Regions from separate parts of the Homo sapiens genome. Here all the other regions are linked to region 3. The links are chromatin loops, found by intact Hi-C in ENCODE. Cell type or tissue: dorsolateral prefrontal cortex. All regions are shown on one strand.

Region 1 (2,500 bases), 390 kb after region 3:
CTGTGGGGGTGCCCTATAATTTGTCAAGCTTATTATCTTGCTCTGGCACACAGAATACACTGAATCAATTTTTAAGGTCTCTTTCAAAATGTGTCTACGTCATCTAAAACCCATAAATATTAAAATCATATGCACTAGAAACAGTTAAGATGTTTAAATTTTCCAGAACACAGAGACTTAGGAAACAGGCAAGACACAACATGAAAGCAAAAAAGGAAAGAGAATGTTACTTATTCTATTATCTGCCATGATGGGGAAAGGGGAGACAGAAAAACAACTTTCTCCTTATAAATCCCAGCTTTTGCTGCTGCCTTTACTATAAATATTGTTATTCAAAAGGTTTTCACCTCCTTCTTGGGAGGCTATTCAGTGAAGTATAAGATATAAAGAGCAATTTTATTGCCTAAATGAGAAGCTGGCCAAAGTGTAGTTTCCTCAGCTCCATGCTCAGAACATCTGATTCAGTAGGTTGAGTTGGGACTGATATACATTTTCATAAGCATGTGCAGTAATTCTGATGTAGCTCGTCTGTGGACCACAACTCAGGAACCCTAGTCTTTTAAATGTATATTTTTTTAATAACATGGTGCTCTAATTTGGAGCCCTCAGAAAGAAAGGAAAATAAAACAGCATAACCTGTGTCCTCCATGATAGTTTAGTGGGCTCTAGTATTAGTTTATTTCATGACATGTAATTGTTATTTTCATTTAATTTGCTGCACAATTACTTTTATGTATAATCCATGTTGAGATGTGAATAGGACAATTTACTTTATTTAAATACTTTCAGCATTGGCATACCTGAGGAGATAATAGACTATGAGTAGGGAAGACATGGGCTGATGTTCTACAGTGTTCCAGGGTCAGCCATTTTCTTGCTGCAAGCCGGAGAAGATCCACACTTCCTTCTATTCTATTGAGCCTTAGAGTGGCCACAAGGAGTATCAGTTGCTCCCTCCTTTGAAGGCTGGAGTCTGTGAAGGCAGTGTTCAAGTTCACTTGTTAACCCACATCGCCACCTACTGTCCACCCCCCATCCTTAATTAAGAAACTTTTGCCTGGGAGTTGGGCGGAGATTAGTGTGAGAGGCTACAGTATGAATGAAAAGTGAGATTGTGAATGCACCTCTATCGAGCCCTATTCAGAATGCTTGATTTGCAATAGTTTATTAAGAATTACAGCATTACTATCCTTAAATCTAAAGTCTCTCTCTCTTTCAGTCCAGAAGCAAATTACTTTTGGGTTAGAAATAGCAGCCAAGTTCCTGTTAAAATGAAAACAAACCTCTCTCCACCTTGTGTCTAAGGCCCTCTTTGTTGGCTTTAAAATGTTTATTGATTTGGGGATTTAATGTTGGATCCAACTGTGAATAGTGGCCACTTTGGGCCTGGTGAGTGATCCTGGAATTTGTCAAACAAGTTTATGGAAGGAAACCTGAAAATGCTTCACCCTAGTCCTTTGCCTCTTTATTTTTGTGGGTTTTTTTTTTTTCTCTTTGAGAATGTTTTCTATTTGAGTGGAGAATGCTCTCATATGGTACTTTTCTCTGATCCTTTTGGAAAGAGCAAGTGTCCTTTGAGAAATACTTGTTCTTGGTTGTTCCCTGCTCCCCACCCCCATGCCTGTCCCTGCCACTTCTAGAGCAGGTGGAAGTCGCCTGTGGGTTCTTCTGGTCTCAGGCTTTGACTGTTCCCCTCCACAAATTTGTTCTTAATTCGATTTTGTATTGAAGCACATCAGTTATTTGGGCTTCCATCTTTAGTGAAAAGCCACCTTTGCGTGTTGTTATGCCACATTACAGTGTTCCAGAAAACATATTGGTGTAGATGCAAAATCTTGCCTTCATAATTTTTAGCCTTATGTTGGATTAGAGAGCATATTTTCAAGTTGATCTCTTGGAACCTCAGCATGAATCTATATTAGAAGCCCAGAGAATGCTAAACAGAGTTTTCACTGAGCCATATTAGATAACAAATTATTTTACCTATAAATGAGATATTAATTATATAGATTAGATTTTTGTTATTAGATTATCAGCTATGGAGTGATCACCAAGGAGGATAAAATAGAAATAGTATAATCTTCTTTGCCCCCCTTTAACTCTACTATCTGTGGAATATACTGAACTTTTTACAACCAAGTCTTTAATGCTCTTTACTTTCCCTAGCAAATGTTCTTCCATTTAAAAAGTCTTTAAAATACTTCTTTATTTTAGCAGTGCTTCAGAAAATCTATCTTAGACCATTCTATGCTTTTAAATCTATGATAAGATTAATTAAGTAGGCTAACAACCTCACTTAAAAATATTACCTCGTTCTTGTAACATTAATTTCTACAGATTTTTTTATTGTGTAGAAGTAGATACATAGATATTCCTAGTAACTATAGTATAATATAAAATTAAAATCCTATGTGTTGAATCATTATGTTAATAATAGCTGCCATTTCTGGAGCACTGTGTCTTCCAGGCCTCTGGTAAACACTGTTGCATACATTATTTG
Region 2 (2,500 bases), 150 kb after region 3:
CATCTGATCCAGGCCAGCATACTGCTGGAGAAGACTGTGTCGGGGATGAGGTGGTCTGAGAAGCTGGAATAAATGCAGGATCAGCTGATAAGGAGGGTGAGGAAAAGGTGAGCTTAGTGTCTGACTTTAAAAATATGTAGATGAGCTCCCTAAATAAAATACCCCTCCACACTGTACTGATGACTGAAATTCCTTTAAGAGAAAATATTTTCGTTCTACAATTAAAGATAGAATCCTATTTTTTCCAGGGAGAAGTAATATTGTCTTAAATTTATCCTACATTACTACATGTTGATTACAAAAACTGAAGAATCTATTTTCTTTGTTTTTTTTCCAGTTTTTATCTCCATCCCCATCTTGCATCTTACAAAGGACCCAATAGAAGCTTCATGGGGTACAGGAAAGAATATAGCAAGGACCTTGGAGGCCTCAGGCCTCAATCTGGCTCTGCCATTCAATAGTTTGACCTTGGAGAGCAATCAGAATTCTCAGGGCCTTAGATCCTCTGCCCGTGAAGCTGAGGTATTGGACTGGATATCTCCAAGGGCCCTACTAACAATAAGATTATGGACTGGGGATGGCTTTTCTTCTTTCCATTTTGTTCAAGGAAGCCTCCTCTTCGTCATTTCTCACCTACCACCCAGCTCTGTATTTTCCCATATTTCAATGTCCTTTCATGAAGACATATAAACAGTGGCCATGAGTCAAGGGGATGCAAGGGTATCTGTGGTTCAAGAAGATGCACGTGATGACCACGGCTAGTTGATCCCTCTTGGCATATTGTTGCCATCTCAGAAAGACAGGAAGGGTGGGTTACAGCTGCCAGCACCATCAGGATTAAAAGCAGGAGGACTTTAAGACTCACCCTCGATGATGCAGAACTCAAAAGGTCTCTGCTTCACAGCTCTGGGCCACCTTGAAGGGCAAGTTGACAAAATAAAGCAAAGCCCAGACAGCCTTACAGAGTAGTAGATTCTGCATTCCTCATTTTCATGGATAATTACTGTAGCCTTCAATTTGAGGAACATGGCAGTGATTTGTGTGCAGTTTACTCTTCTTTCAGGTGATGGAACCAGAGCCAGAGGCGTGGATGTGACTCTGTTGCCCTCTAGTGGCTAGAATGCAGTAGCATACCCAGCACCCCCTCAGACTTGGCTTGGTGGTGCCGCTGACACGTGAGCAAGGGTTCCTGGGACACTGACTGCCAAGGGGGCTCGGGATTCTTTCAGCACAACTCCTGACCTGAGATTCTGCAGAGAGAGAGAGAGAGGGAGGGAGGGAAAGAGCATCATCCTTCCTATTTCTGGAAGTCAGATCTGTAACACAGAGGGCCTGTTTCGTCTAGAGTAACCCTGTACCAGCTGCAGCGCTGGGACGCTCCTGCCTCTTCTGCGGTCGCATGTCCATGTTTTGGGGCAGCTAAGGCACCTGGGGTCTGCTCTCGCAGTCACACATTTGCTGTGTCACTTCTGCCTCAGTTAGATGTTTTCTCTAGCAAACAGATATCATTATGTGGTTTTCCAATTATCACTTCCCAAAGGGAGCTGGTTAATATGGATGAGGCTTTTTAACATTTGGCTTTGAAGACAGGGTTATATGTAGTTGTAGCAGAGGGAGCCAATATCTCGGTAATTGGCTAAGGTTTGCAGAGGAGCAAGGCAGTCTGGGGTATGTGCCATCTCTGGGACGCGGGGTCTTTGCAGAATGTGTTATTGTGGTGTAGTCTTTAAGTGAGTTCTCAGATAAACTGGAAGGTGGGTCTAGGTGGAGATTATTTCAAGAAGGTTAGAACTCTGGTCTCTGGTTACAATAAAAAAGCTGGATTGCTGAAGATCATATGGGCATTGTTGATGTTGGGCTCAGGCAGAGAGTTCTTAGTAGGGTCTTCTTACCCTGACGGTTGCCCTTTGTAACAGGCAATAATACAAGAGGATTAATTTATGGAGAGGCTGAAGAGGTTAGTGGAATGAGAAGAGATGCAGCATGCAGGGACAAAACTCAGTTTACTATATCAGCTTCTTTTACCCTTTGGGACAAGAATCCCCAATTTACTGGGCAAAACTTCCCTCCTTCTACTTCCTCTTCCAAGAGTTTAACTCATGGAAAGGAAATGAGGGGAAATAGCACATTTCATGGCATCGAAGAGGGCATCTTTGAAACCTAGCGGCTTTCCACCTACAGACATTTAGAATGCAACTTATGCTGGCAAAGCTATTGAGGGTTTAAATGATATGCTTTATAGCGTGTTGCATTTCTTCCTTTGAAAATGAGGAGCTTGAATTACCTTTCTTGCTTCATAATAGAAATTTAGTCTTATTTCTCAGTCTATAGTTAACACATAGCAATCTGGTGCCTTCGAGTGACAATTTACCTAAAAGTCAGCGTTACATAGATAGTTCTACAAAATCCAAACTTACATGCTTTGTCTGTACACTTCTTGGTCTTCCAACCTTCAGGATCACCATTGATTCCTTTTCCTGTACCCCTCCAACCCCTGACA
Region 3 (2,500 bases):
TAAAATCGAGTTGCTGCATTCTGTCATTCATATTTCAGAGTGCTGCTGATTTCTGTGTGAGTAAATGAGATAACAGATGCTAAAGTGGGATATGAATGCATAGTATGATTATGCTGCAATTGCCTCTCATTCTTTTAATCATACATTTTGACTGTATCGTTTTAATTTACGGAGGCACCCTAAGGCCTAATAACATATAATGCAGCATGCAGGAAATCAAACAAACAGATAAATGCACTGGAGGAAGAAAGAAATAACTTTTTTAATATGTTGTTTGCAAGTGGCTGTATGGCTGTAGAACCTGGGGTGTGTTTCTAAGAGGAAAGATAATGACCAGTGAGGGGCCAGCCCTTGTCTGGAAGGAGAGAAAAACTCATAAAATCTCATCACCACTCCAAGCCCCAAAGGGGAGACCCACTTTACTGTCACAGTCCTGAAATCTCAACATTAGCTTGATTTCCTTTTTTAGCTTGGTATTCCTTGTCCTTCACAGAATAGTTGCAATCTCCCTTTTTGAGTTAATCATGCTTGCTATGGCCTGAGATTTGAAAATGGAGTCTGTGGGTTTAAGTTCTTCTTTTCCTAGTTATAGAAACTTCATAAAGCAAGTGAGGCTCTTATAGCCTACCTTTCTTCATCTGTGAAATGGGCTCAGTAGTCATAATATCTCCATATGGGATGATTGAAAAGATACAGTTGTAAAAATGGGCCTTATAAAAATGTACCAGTAGTTGTCATTGTTATTCCCTGACATGCTCTGTTCAAAGTATTGCATGAGCAGGTTTTGCCTTTTCCCCATCCTGTGCCTTTGTGTGTTCTATTCTTTTTACTGGGTGTATCTTCTTCATCTCTTCTTTTAAAAATCTCACTCCTTTAAAGCACAGGTCAAATACTACCTTCTTTGACCTCCCCAACCATAATAATTTTTTCCTTTCTAGAACTCCTAGATAGTCTATCATCTTTACTGTTCAACTTATGATCTCCTTGCACGGTGGCATCTAGTTTAGTCATTTTTTTTACTTTCCTAAATAGATTATAAGACCCTGAAAGACGGCTACTTATCTAGCACAGTGTGTAGCACAGAGCAATTGCCCAATACCTGTTTTAATTGGAATGCAGGATGAATATTACACAGCACTCATGGCCTTAGGCTTTTGTAAAAATACAAGCGTTGCTGGAGGAGGTGACTCAATAGGTCATGGGTACTTGCATATGCATTAAGAACATTGGGTTTGGGTAGCCAAATGAAGGTGGAAAATCTGGAAAGAACAAGTTGAATAAAGAAGCAGGAGCTGCTAAAACACGTTTTTTTCACTGTAGCAGTTTTTCCTAGGCTAGTCCTGGTCTTGGAGGTGCTGTGAAACCAGTGTATTGACTTGGAAAGATCCCTTAGATCTCTGAACTGGGACAAGGGTTGCAATTCACGGACACCGGATGTTGTGCAATATTCAGGTCTGCCAGAAGGTGGCGCATTATCACTAATTTCATGGTCTGGCAGCTTTGCTCCTGGGGATCCCCAAAGTTGGTGTGGGCATTCTGATGGGTAGCTCTCCTCCGCATTTTGTGTGGTTCAGAGCTTCTCCCCTCTTATCCCCTCCCCTGCCTGCATTCCACTCAGCTTCTTTATGATGTATAAAGATGAAACTGACCCCAGTCTTCAGCCTGAAGAGTGCCTTCCATTGGGCTTCCACATTTGGGAAGGTTCCCGCTGAGATGGGACAGAAGTGTCTCAGCAGTCTCTCAGTTCCTGCGTAAGTTCAGAACCAACTCAAATCATGCTCTCTGCAGTGGAATCTCCCCACCCTGGGCGCGGAGAGAGTGAGCACTCGGTGCCTTTTTGGATAAACCAGGTAAAGAAGAAAACAAATTACTTTTTAGTACACTCCTTTATTCCTCATTCCCTCCGCAGCCTCCTATGACTTCTGATTTCTTGTCTGAACTTCAGGAACAGCACCTCTCTCTGTGTCTTCCTCATCTCACTCCTATATGGTGTTTCATTCTCTTTATGGTGTTATCACATTTATTTATTTATTTTTGAGATGGTGTCTCACTCTGTCACCTAGGTAGGAATATCGTGGCGCGATCTTGGCTCACCGTAACCTCCGCCTTTCAGGCTCAAGTAATTCTCATGTCTCAGCCTCCTGAGTACCTGGGACCACAGTCACAAGCCACCAGGCCTAGCTAATTTTTTGTATTTTTAGTAGAGATGGGGTTTCACCATGTTGGCCAGGCTGGTCTTGAACTCCTGGCCCCAAGTGATCCACCTGCCTTGGCCTCCCAAAGTGCTGGGATTACAGGCATGAGCCACCGCACCCAGCCTGTTATCACATTTATTATCTTACATTTTCACACAATATCTCTAAAATGTGCCACAGATATTTTTCTCTATTTTTTATTAGAGCGTTCACGTTTATATCACGCACCATTTAATTTGACCCTCACAGCAGCTATGAGAAGTTTTGGGGCATGAGCATTAATATCTCCATTGTACAGATGAAGA

What was found. Hi-C counts contacts between places; a loop is a spot of excess contacts. Peaks named below come from ENCODE experiments on the same cell type or tissue, not always from the same donor. Only the 100,000 strongest peaks of a DNase experiment are listed, where the experiment ranks them.
Region 1: a loop joins it to region 3, with 7 times the contacts of the local background. A loop is called at or near these places in 10 of 110 quality-filtered maps.
Region 2: it touches region 3 in a loop (2.6-fold over the local background); 20 of 110 quality-filtered maps call a loop at or near these places.

The regions. Positions count from the first base shown.
Region 1 is chr14:78,836,015-78,838,514 of GRCh38, forward strand. All of the region lies in intron 10 of NRXN3 (neurexin 3), which reads left to right. Among named protein-coding and RNA genes, the nearest start is that of NRXN3-AS2, 130 kb to the left of the region's middle. In dorsolateral prefrontal cortex, CTCF peaks have their summits at 1,023 (motif pointing left) and 1,222; a DNase peak (open chromatin) is centred at 1,007; H3K27ac peaks cover 1,039 bases.
Region 2 is chr14:78,597,115-78,599,614 of GRCh38, forward strand. The region is part of intron 4 of NRXN3 (neurexin 3); the gene reads left to right. Among named protein-coding and RNA genes, the nearest start is that of NRXN3-AS2, 110 kb to the right of the region's middle. RefSeq lists a silencer at 1,177-1,226. In dorsolateral prefrontal cortex, CTCF peaks have their summits at 1,112 (motif pointing left) and 1,315; a DNase peak (open chromatin) is centred at 1,137; H3K4me3 peaks cover 549 bases; H3K27ac peaks cover 1,603 bases.
Region 3 is chr14:78,447,195-78,449,694 of GRCh38, forward strand. The region is part of intron 4 of NRXN3 (neurexin 3); the gene reads left to right. Among named protein-coding and RNA genes, the nearest start is that of NRXN3-AS2, 260 kb to the right of the region's middle. RefSeq lists an enhancer at 1,532-1,721. In dorsolateral prefrontal cortex, CTCF peaks have their summits at 1,460 (motif pointing right) and 1,659; a DNase peak (open chromatin) is centred at 1,467.